Linked DNA regions of Homo sapiens: regions 1 and 2 are each linked to region 3. The links are chromatin contacts, found by Hi-C or POLR2A ChIA-PET in ENCODE. All regions are on one chromosome and are shown on one strand. Each heading gives the region's core, a stretch centred on a gene start or an enhancer-like site at or near the end of the contact. The rest is flanking DNA. Distances are from core to core; before and after follow the strand shown. Region 1 overlaps WIPI1 (WD repeat domain, phosphoinositide interacting 1). Region 2 holds the start of WIPI1 (WD repeat domain, phosphoinositide interacting 1). Region 3 holds the start of ABCA5 (ATP binding cassette subfamily A member 5).

What was found. Hi-C counts contacts between places; a loop is a spot of excess contacts on that map. ChIA-PET counts read pairs that join two places held with the same protein, here RNA polymerase II (POLR2A). Pooled maps may share reads with other maps.
Region 1: a loop to region 3 is called in a pooled map, with 2.8 times the contacts of the local background. The contact joins the enhancer-like site here to the promoter of ABCA5 in region 3. A Hi-C loop is called at or near these places in 1 of 50 pooled maps. POLR2A ChIA-PET finds 5 or more read pairs at or near these places in 3 of 52 experiments (B cell, GM12878 and activated B cell).
Region 2: a pooled map shows a loop between it and region 3 (11-fold over the local background). The contact joins the promoter of WIPI1 here to the promoter of ABCA5 in region 3. A Hi-C loop is called at or near these places in 1 of 37 single-sample maps with no recorded cell type and 8 of 50 pooled maps. POLR2A ChIA-PET finds 5 or more read pairs at or near these places in 2 of 52 experiments (GM12878 and OCI-LY7).

The regions. Positions count from the first base shown.
Region 1 is chr17:68,434,076-68,437,813 of GRCh38, forward strand. It overlaps WIPI1 (WD repeat domain, phosphoinositide interacting 1), which reads right to left. Exons shown (of 13, transcript NM_017983.7): 5 at 2,307-2,404; 6 at 1,545-1,637; 7 at 481-551. It also overlaps a transcript of ARSG not described here and a transcript of PRKAR1A not described here. Among named protein-coding and RNA genes, the nearest start is that of MIR635, 11 kb to the left of the region's middle. RefSeq lists an enhancer at 1,965-2,465. Within about 2 kb of position 2,441, at least 19 of the 41 ENCODE cell types and tissues checked have a DNase peak (open chromatin) inside an H3K27ac peak, as active enhancers do; they include B cell, where a contact is called at or near this core.
Region 2 is chr17:68,455,812-68,459,570 of GRCh38, forward strand. It overlaps WIPI1 (WD repeat domain, phosphoinositide interacting 1), which reads right to left and starts at 1,685. Exons shown (of 13, transcript NM_017983.7): 1 at 1,531-1,685. The coding sequence starts at 1,610. It also overlaps a transcript of PRKAR1A not described here. RefSeq lists silencers at 1,425-2,104, 1,841-2,127.
Region 3 is chr17:69,324,933-69,328,457 of GRCh38, forward strand. It overlaps ABCA5 (ATP binding cassette subfamily A member 5), which reads right to left and starts at 2,201. Exons shown (of 39, transcript NM_172232.4): 1 at 2,120-2,201. RefSeq lists silencers at 1,888-1,977, 2,108-2,487 and an enhancer at 2,568-2,707.

The sequences.
Region 1 (3,738 bases), core at 1,191-3,690, 890 kb before region 3:
CTTATTTATGTGAGAAGAAACAAGGTATAGCCCTGCCTCTGTCAGCAGAAGGGAGGAACTGTGCCTTCCTGGCATCTTGGAATCTTCCAGTTGCTCTGTGCACTGATCTGGCTGCAAACCTACATCCGATAAGATCCCAAACAGTCACACTTTACATCGTCCTTTATTTCCATGGAAGGAAATCAGAAATTATTTTTGGATTGTGACTCCCTGGCTCTCTCATTTCTCCTGTGCCGGCCGCCCACACACACATCAAAAAGGGACTCTCACGGCTGAACTGTGTTAAAACAGCATCTCGGCTTTCAGTTTTGCTGAGCCCTAAGTAAAGCCTGGGAGTCAATTACCTGGGAGAGTAGTTACACTTCCTCCAGGTGAGTGGAGGGCACAGAGCCACTCTCTGTCCTCTCCCTAGACAGCTGCCAGCGGTCCCTGCGGGACTTCTGCGGGGACTTTAAAATGGGTTTGACATTGAACACAGACCTTTTCATCCCTCTCCGGAACTCATAGAGCTTTTGCCCATCAGGGACAGAGAACACCCGGATGACTGTGCCCTGGAAAAGAAAGCAGGTGGACATTTCATAACCATTAGTGGCTTTACACAGAGATGTCCCTTTAGAGAGGAGTTTGTTTTATTGGTTTTGAACATCTGTCTCTGAGGAGGAAGAACACCACGTTGAGCATAGAGGCATGTTTATTTATGTGCCATATCAACAATTCTTGGAAAATGTTATAAACACCCTCTGTCTACCTTTTCCCTTCCACCTGTGCCCAAGGCTCTGCGTGTATGTGTGTGTGCATGTGTGTGTTCACCCAACTGCTCTGGTTTCTTAGAATTTCAATTTGAGGCCGGGTGTGGTGGCTCACGCCTGTAATCCTAGCACTTTGGGAGGCCAAGGCGGGTGGATTGCCTGAGCTCAGGAATTCAAGACCAGCCTGGGCAACACAGTGAAGTGAAACCCCGTCTCCACTAAAATACAAAAAATTAGCCAGGCGTGGCAGCATGTGCCTGTAATCTCAGCTACTCGGGAGGCTGAGGCAGGAGAATCACTTAAACCTGGGAGGCGGAGGTTGCAGTGAGCCGAGATTGCGCCATTGCACTCCAGCCTGGGCGACAGAGCTAGACTCCACCTCAAAAAAAAAAAAAAAATTCAATTGGATCACTTTCTCTGATTATTCCAGGCAGAAGACATCAATTTCTCTAAATAGCAAAGTAAAGCATTTGGTTTGCACTGTACTGTGTTTATAAGGTGTAGCATTTGTCCGTCTCTACGGCTGATGTACACGTACATTTCTTCATAAGACCACGAGTTTTCATGCAAAGTGTCTTGTATCTTGCATATTGCAGGCCCCTGGCCTATTGAATTAACAAATGCATGAATATACCACACATGCAGAGGCCAGAAATTCTCCCTCTGAAACAAATTCTGAGTGGGCCCAGAGACCAGTCAGTCTTCATGTCACCAGGTTTGTTCAATCCCATCCCTGCGCACGGCAGGAGCCATCCAGCGAAACCCAGACAGAGGTGTTGGTGGGAGTGGACTCACTTTTTCAGACGCACTTGCTAGTTTGGAGCCTGAGGCATTGAAGGTGATGGCAGCTAGTGTTCCCTCATGGGCAGCAATAGTGCAGACTGTTTTCTGTTGGTGAAAAGGAAAAATGGATACAGATGCTGCGGAGGAGGGAAGATGGATTTCACCTCCCTCCCCTTCCTCTTTTCTCCTTTCTCCCTCCTTTGTCCAGCTCCCTGTCTCTTCCTCTGTCCCCCAGGCCATCTGCATGTAAGCTGTGTGTCATTTTCTGGTGAATCAAGATTTGGCTTCAAGGGCCACTCCATTTCCATCCCTTTTCCTGCCCTTGGGAAGGTGGCCACGAACGGAGCACCTGATGCAGTGTGATGCCGTCGCAGGCGCGCCCTGCACGCATCTTTAGGCAACTTCCCACAGCAATCTTGTCCCGCTCAGGGATGCCTCAGAGACCAGAGGGCAGGGAATATGAAACACCTGCACACTGTCTCAGGCTGTGGCATGGGACAGGGTGACACATTCAGGGAGACAACTGGCCCCCTGCTGGCAAGTGGTTTTCATTATGCTGCAGATGTCTAACTTGGCCTGGCCAGCTGGCTTATGGTGAGGTTGACTCACAGCAAGCCCGAGGGGAAATAGTATCACCTTCTCTTGAACAACTCCCCAGTATTGCTTACTCCCACCGCCTCCAGCCCCCGACGGCAGGGCGTCCTTATCTATCTCCTTCCATGACCACACAGCCAAGGCAGGTGGGTTGGCTCAGCCAGGTCACCGTCAACTTACCAGGGAGTTTCCATCATAAAGCACAATCTCCCCTGAAGTCAGGCTTCCAGGATAGGCCAGGTAAGAATTGGAATGGTTGATAGAGAGAGCACATAGACCTGGCAAAGAAGAAACAGAACATGAGAAGCCTGGGGCCAAGGGAGAGATTGCACGGCTGGAGAGGGCATCTGAAAACAGTACAGCTACAGTGCCACCTACTGGCAAGGGGAGGAATGGCTTTGCAGACAACTGCTTTCCGCTGATGATTCTTCTGATTAAGGCTTCCAATAAAGCAACTTCACAGGGGAAGACCTCCTGATTTAACACTGGCTGCGTCCTTGCTACAGTGAAACAATGAGACTTGCCGGGCACAGTGGCTCATGCCTGTAATTCCAGCACTTTGAGGCGGGCGGATCACTTGAGGTCAGGAGTTCCAGACAAGCCTGGCCAACATGGTGAAACCCCATCTCTACTAAAAATACAAATAGCTGGGCATGGTGGTGCGTGCCTATAGTCCCAGCTACTTGGGAGGCTGAGGCAGGAGAATCGCTTGAACCCAGGAGGCAAAGGTTGCAGTGAGTGGAGATCGTGCCACTGCACTCCAGCCTGGGCTACAGAGTGAGACCCCGTCTCAAAAAAAAAAAAATATATATATATGTGTGTGTGTGTGTGTGTGTATATATTGCTCATTTTTACATTTTACCCCAGGACTCTGAAACAGCATCTACTTTTCTTCCAATTCCATTATCCTCTAGGGTTACAAGAGATTTCCTCAAAACTGAAATAAATCTTCCTATAGTGAAAAGTCAGTACATATTGGTCTTTCTGCAGATGATTATATACTGTTGGCCAGTAACTTCAAGTTGGAGAAGAGGAGCTGCCAAGAACCTATTTAGAAACTGAGAAATTTCAGGCCAGGCAAGGTGGCCCACACCTGTGATCCCAGCACTTTGGCAGGCCGAGGCAGGTGGGTCACCTGAGGTCAGGAGTTCGAGATCGGGCTGGCCAACATAGTGAAACCCTGTCTCTATTAAAAATACAAAAATTAGTCAGGTGTGGTTGCATGTGCCTGTAGTCCCAGCTACTCGGGAGGCTGAGGCAGGAGAATTGCTTAAACCTGGAGGTGGAGGCTGCAGTGAGTGAAGATAGTGCCACTGCACTCCAGCCTGGGTGAGAGTGAGGTTCTGTCTTAAGAAAAAAAAAAAAAGAAACCGAGCAATTTCTGAGCCAAATGCCCTGCCTTGATAAGGGAAATGGGTACCTCCCGAGGAGGAAGTTTATTTGAGGTCTGCGTCTGCAGTCAAGATGGTGTGCCTAGACATTGAGACAAACTAAATAAAGAGGACATTTTGGATTTAAGATGCTTCAATAATATTCCGGAAGAGTAAACAGCCCATCAAACCACTGAACCAACATAAGCTGTTTTTATTTATAAGGGGATTCAAGAAGGGAG
Region 2 (3,759 bases), core at 435-2,934, 870 kb before region 3:
AATGATGTTACAAAGCAGAATTTAGAACATTTACTACTTACAAGCAAACTAACCCCCTTTCTTAACTTGTGTTCAATTGGGAAGGAAAACATCACCCAGGCATTTCAACAGCCATGCCCTCTTGCAAAATGTTTCTTACAGAACATCAGGATTTTATCTATACCAGCATTTTTATAAACTGCAGGTCTCAACTCATGAGTGGATCCTAAAACGCAATTCAGTGAGTCACAAGCAGCTTAGAAAAAAAGGACACAGAAAATTGCACATGATATTTTGTGAATAGTGTATGTGTTATGGGTATTGGGTGATGTTGCAATACATATTTCGTATTGTGGATTGTGGTCAAGAAAAACTTGAAAGTCACTCAAATAACCAAGCTGTAGAGCTACTCGATTACATGATTACACATATGGGTTTTTCAAACAAAGGCATATTGTTCAGCACCGGGTGTTTTTAAACAGAAACATAAAGGGAATGGAAGCCAGGGTGGCTAATGGTACATAATGGCCTTAATTACACCACTGAAGGATCAATATTAGCGTAGCTCAGTCACCAGCAGCCAAGGCACAGAAACTGGTACAGCAGGAAGTGGGAAACTGGGAATCGGTCATCCCCGCCTGATGCTCAGGGTGCACATTCCAAAAAGATGATTCCATATGGTCCCCAGGGCTCGCTTCCATGAAAATAGGGAAAGAAACAGGCGTTTGCCTGTAAGTCACAGAATCCTGCAGATGCCTGAAACACACTTCAGCCCAGCTCCCTCTCAAAGCCCAAATGTGAACATCGAAGTAAAACATTAAAAATCCACTCAAAAACAACAGGGTGGAGCTCCTGTTTCCTGGAGAGAAAGCAGTCTGCGCCCGGGAAAAGAGTCTTGGACTCCGAGAAGGAGATCCTGCCTGGCTGGGTGGGCGATGTGAAAACAGCCAAAGAAATCCAAAGGTTTCTTCCATCCAGAGCGGGCAGGCACGATGCCCTGCGTCGGGGATGGGACAGGGGCTGGCCTGGCCGCAGGGATAGGCTGCCTCTTTGTCCGAGGCCCTGCCCAGATGCCACGTTGAGATGCTCAAGGACAAATGGGAAAGTTTTTCCTGTACTCTCATCTTCCTGGGCCCCAACTACAGAGTCCTGGGTCAACTTGCAACTTCCTCTCCTTTCTCATCTCTTTCTTTTGGCCACTGTCTCTCTTCCCCAGACACCCACTTTGGTCACTGGCTTTCCCACCGCCCTGCTCCCCCCATATTCCGTGGCCCCCGCAGCCCCACCACTCCCTTTGCGAACTCCCTGCTTTCACCCTTGGCCCAACCTTGTCGCTCTGGGAGGACACTGGGAGTGGGGTGGGGTGGGGGGTGCGGCAAACCCCACTGAAGGGGTACGGGGATAACAAGATCCCAATGCGTCCGAAGCAGACACCGGCCCTCCCGCCGAGGCCGCCTCGAGGCGGAAGCCACAAGCTGCTCTCAGGACGACACCCCTGGGTCCTGACACTCTGTCCCCCACCTCCCTGGCAGGGGCCGAGTCGCAGCTTACGTGCAGTCCTGGTTGAAAGAGAAGCAGCTGAGCGCCGACTCAACCCCGCCCGGGGGAGCGTCCGCGGCCTCGGCCTCCATCGGGGGCTCGGCCCGGGAAGCCGCAGCTCGGAGCCGGCGACAGCCACCTCAGCAGCCCGCCCGCGCCGGCTCCACGGGCCGGGTCGCCGGTCCTGCCCCGCCCCTACCCCGCCCCGTCCCCACCCCGCCCCTACCCCGCCCCGTCCCCACCCCGCCCCTACCCCGCCCCGTCCCCGCCGCGTCCCCGGCTTCGCCCCGCCCCTTCTCGCCCCTCCAGCTGGTCCCGAGGACCAGAGCACCTGATAGGGCGGGGCCCCTGCCTCCGGCCACCATTGGCCACGAGCCCAAGCCACGGCTGGCGGGCACCGCCCCCCTTGGCCAATCCGTGGCAGCTGTGGGCGGACCCGCCCGGCTGGCGACCCGCCCCTGGCTTCGTAACGCGGCTCTCCATTGGACAAAGGCGCGTGACGCAAAGGCAGCAGGCCCACGTGGCGGTGTTTTCATTGCCGGAGCCGCCCAGCTGGGAGGGAGAGGGAAGAAGGAATGCGGCTGGGGCCAGATCTGCTGGTTTCAGTCCGGCAACTGCGTCGGGGCCGCCGCAAGGGTGACAGGAGGACGCGCTAGTTCCCACCCCGCCCAGACCCCTTGCCATGTGTAACTCTGCCTATTAAACTTACAGAGTTTAGCAGAGAGCGTTAGACTCCAAAGCCCCACCCTTTTGTCGAGTCCTCAAGCCGCATTGAGAGAAGCTCCTGAAATGGGGCTGCCTCAGCCAGAGAGATAGCAAGTTATCTTATCCATTGCCGAGCGGTTGAGAACCCTCACTACTTGCCAAGCGCGCCGTACTATGTATGTCATCTTGAATTCTTATAAAACTTGTGTGGAAAATACGATTGTGCTCAATATACAGAAGAGGCAACTGAAGCTCCAAAGCTAAACAATTTGTCTAAAGTAACAGTAAATGGTAGAATGTCTGCATGTCTGCTTTCAAGACCTGTGCACTAAATAACTGCTAAACAGTAATTTGCAAAAACAACGTAGCACCTAGCATGCGAGATTCTAGGTTTTCTAACCAGGACAGAAATGACTGCAGCATTTGACGGAGCTGGAAGGTGGGGGGAAGCACCTTTGATCTGAAAAGTTACAAAAATGGCACAAAGTATCTAAACAAGACCTATCCGATCCGCAGCTGAAAAAAATGAAAGTGTGTGTAGGGCAGTGTAGTTTATGAAAGGGGTAACGTCTTGAAGATATAGCACAATTCAAAACTCACGTAATTCGAGATAAACCTTAACAAAGAATCTCTTTTTAAAAGCTGAGTACTGTACATGTTCCCATGCGGAATTACTGTCAATACGGTTTATGAAGCAGGAGCTCTGCCAGCTTTGGATTGTATAACTGCTGATGGATTTTTAATTCATTTTTTCAAATTTTGAGATGATATTTTAGTTATTGTTATATGACAGTCTCTCAAATCAGCATAATTCAAATTTATTAGGTTGGTGCAAAAGTAATTGCGGTTTTCCCCATTTCCCACTTTTAATACCCAGTTTATGACAAAGCTACTTTTATGTATGTGTATATATATATATATTTAACCTTGGACCTACAATAGATGAACAAAGGGCACTATTTCACCTAAACCTTTCTGGTTGGATTTCCGGTTTGTGTTTTCTGAGATGCAAATGTAACAGTTTCTTTTCTCAACTTTATTATTTTTTTCTCTCCACTGATGTAAAAAATAGTTCAGCTCATAGATTCACAGATGTTATTGCTCTTTGGCTGATTGTGAGGTGTTGTATAAACTATCAGAAGTGAATGGAACTGCTGTTTAGATACTTTGTGCCATTTTTGTAACCTTTCAGATCAAAGGTGCTTCCCCCCACCTTCCAGCTCTGTCAAATGCTGCAGTCATTTCTGTCCTGGTTAGAAAACCTAGAATCTGGCATGCTAGGTGCTACGTTGTTTGGAGAATTACATGAAGTGTACCATAAAGTTTTTAAAGTGTAAGCTGTTATTATCAGTTTGTTATTAAGAGTTTGGACTTTATGGGATAGACCTGGGAGCTGGTGTTAGTTTTTGAGCAGGAGTGTTTCATGATAAAAAAGCAGTGTCTTTGTCAGATAAACTTGGCCAGGGTGTGCAGAACAAATTAGAAGTGGGAAAAGATCTAGAAGTCTTTAGGGGACTAATGTGAAATTCTGGAAGT
Region 3 (3,525 bases), core at 951-3,450:
ACTACAAAATATGCCTTTTAGCTTAAAAAGGGATAAATTATAAATGCTCTCATCTTCTTTATTGCTTTAAAATTTACTGTAAGGTGGTGCAATAATAAAACAAAATGCAGTCAGGTGCAGTGGCTCACGTGGCAATCCCAGTGGGAGGAAGGCTTGAGCCCAAGAGTTCAAGATCAACCTGGGCAACATAGAGAGACACTGTCTCTACCAAAAAAAAAAAAAAAAAAATAGCCAGGCGTAGGGGCACACAACTGTGGTCCCAGCTACTTGGGAGGCTGAGGTGGGAGGATCACTTGAGCCTGCGAAGTCAAGGCTGCAGTGAGCCAAGATCCTGCCACTGCACTTCATCCTGGGTGACAGAATGAGACCCTGTCTCAAAAAAAAAAAAATGCTAGTTGTCAATATAATTTAACCTAAATTTTATCACAGTGTTTCTTGCTGAGGGAGAAAATAACAATGCAATGGTACACAGAGGACAAGTCATCCAATAAATTTTCTTATGCATAATAGGTCCTTAAAAGCTTGCCCTTAAAACTATTTTTAATCCAACTAATTTACATACTAGAAAAGTTATGACTTAGTACAATATCATAAAATTCTTTTATGCAATCACCCTCTCAACTAAACTCAAGGACAGAGATTATAAATTGTATTCATATCGGTACTCTTGGCACATAGTATGGTATCTGGAATGTAAAAGACATGCAACAAACCAGCCTGGGCAATATAGCAAGACTTCGTCTCTGAAAAACAAATAAAAAATTACCTGGGCGCAGTGACACACGCCTGTAGCCCCAGCTATTCAGCAGGGTCCCTAGAGTCCAGACGTTCAAGGCTGCAGTGAACTTTGATCGCACCACTGCACTCTAGCCCGAGACGCTGTCTCTTTAAAAATAAAAGACATGCAATACACATGGAATGTACTAATAAATTTGCTCTTATAGTGAATGTAAGATTTCCCTACACTAAATCTGTTTGAAAGGAAATATACTCAAACAGCACATATGCAAAGATTAACGCCTCTTTAGTTTGATTTTAACACAAATACCCACAAAGCCCTAACTGCCCTAATAATGTTCCCTACTATGGAGTCTTCCCTAAAACACATACAATATTGCTCTCCCGGCAAACACAAAATATACTAAATAAAGCACCAGAATTAGGGTCTGGCAGCCCGGGTTGGAATCTCAACTCCATCCTTTTACTAGCTGAGACCTTAATAAGTTACTTAACCTCTTTGAGGCCCATTCTCCACACCTGCCCAACTGGAATAACCCCCTCCAATCCTACAGGGTTGCTGTCAGAATGAAAAGAGCTAATACCGAGCCTGGCTTAAAGCTGTAGTCCAGCAAATACTCCTCTTCCCTTAGATTCCTTCAGAACGCCCTTGTAGAAAGTAAACGTGGTTATTATCTTCATTATTTTCGGACTTATTTATTTAAAACGTAAATCGAAGCCTGAGGAGCCCAGGGGAAAACCTCCTTCAGCTTAATAGCTCCAGCCTGCCCAGCTTTCCGATCCAATTAAGTATTTCCATGCCTGGAGCTCCTATTCGTGTTTTAGGATCAGGGAATTTCCCTCCCAAACTGTGTCATGAGATCTGCGCATTTTCTTCTCACTGAAACTCCTTTTAACACGCAAGGTAATGATCCGCGCGTAACCTCGCAGGGAAGAGCAAGCGCTCATTACCCAGCTGTTCAGACGGAAATTTACATCAATATTTGTTTTCCTTCTTTCCCTGAGGTTGCTGAGGGTGGAACGACAGCGTCCAGGCAAAGGCAGTGTCCCGAAGTCCCACGGCCGGACCCGGTCCCAGGGGAGCCTCGCGGAGCCCCCGCCGCAGGGCCCCGACCCCCTCACGTCCGCATCCTGGGCGCTCCCACCGCATCCCCGAGGCTGGCAACCCGCGCTTCCCGGGAGCTGAGGGAGGTCTGTTTCCCTCAGCTCGCCGCCTCTGCCCGCTTCCGAGCCCGCTTCACCCCACACCTCAGACGCCGAACTCCCCTTCTCTCCCCGCCGTCCCTCGCTGGCCAGCCCCTCCTCGTCCCCTCAACTCCCCCAGGGACGGCTGTCCCAGGCTAGCCTCAAGCGCCGCCGCCGCCCGCGACGCCCGCCTCACCTCAGGGCCCGAGCCGCAGAGCTGTCAGGCCTGGACGCGCTCAGTCTGTTGACTCAGTGCGGGTGACCCAGCTGGGATCTGTGCGAGGGCGCGGCCGCGCGCACCCGCGCGCTCCTGGCGCAGGCAGAGCTGGCGGCGCCGAAGTCGCGCCCCGCCTCCTGCAGAGCGCACCTGAGGGCGGGGCTCCTAGAAAGCGCCGCTCCGCGTACGGGCGCGCTTCAGACGCTCGGCCCCGCGCGTCCCGGCGCACGCAGGCAAGCAGCGCGCCCGGAAGAGGAGAGCGGCTGAGGGTGGGGCGAGCGGTGGCGCGCCGCTGCCCAGGGCCCCTGAGCCACTAGAGTCGGGCCTCGTGGCTCTTCCCCAGGGCCTCCCACGCCTGGGTTCTGCGGGGATCTCGCCACGCTCTTTCTGGAGGCACGGGCAAAAACCACGGCCTCGTGTCTCAGTGGTAAACCTGCCGCCTCTTAGCGGGTGACCTTGGCCCACGGCCCTCTCCTCATCTGCCTCGCCCAGTCACGTCTCCTCTTAAGCATCCTTGCCGTCTGTCTCCTGGCATTTGGATGGGCCTCTCTGAACGCGTTTTGAGTCCTCTGCAGCCCCGCTTCCTCCCGCCGCGGCATCTGGAGTGCTGTGGCCCCGTTTCCGTAACTCTTGCCTCCCCTCCCCAGCCTCCTCATTGGCCCTCACACCCCGACCTGGGAGGTCCTCCCACTGAGGGTGCTTGTAGTTCGCGGAGTGTCCTCATCAAAGACTGGGAATGCGGCAGATGCTGAATTTTCCAAACGGCCTGAGACACATGACATCTGTGAGAGACTGGATACTGCACTTACTTTGCTAAAAATATAATCTAGTGTTTTGAGCTTCATTACTCAAAGTGACCTAAATGGGGTCAAAAGTTATTAACACTAACATTACGTATTTTCCTCTCCACATTTCTGTATAGTCACATTCCCTTGCACAAAGACTTTTTTTTTATTCTGTCAATCCTGTGTACATCATGTTTTTTTTTTTTACTTGTCTTTGTGTTATCTGCTTCTCGAATTTAAACCAGGTCTCCCCAACATGCACTCTGCTTTCTAAATTCTTAGGGGAAAAACAAACAAACAAGGAATCAAGTTTTACTTATGGAATATGAATTAAATAGAAAATTCAAAGAGGTTCGTCAGAATCCTTGATGATTAAAACAGCGGTCCCCAACCTTTTGGGCACCAGGGACCAGTTTCATGGAAGACAGTTTTTTCTGGGGGAGGGAGGATGGTTTGGGGATGATTCAAGCACATTATATTTACTGTGCACTTTATTTCTACTGTTACTACACTGTAATATGTAATGAAATAATTATACAACTCACCATAATGTAGAATCAGTGGGAGCCATGAGCTTGTTTTCTTGCAACTAGACAGTCT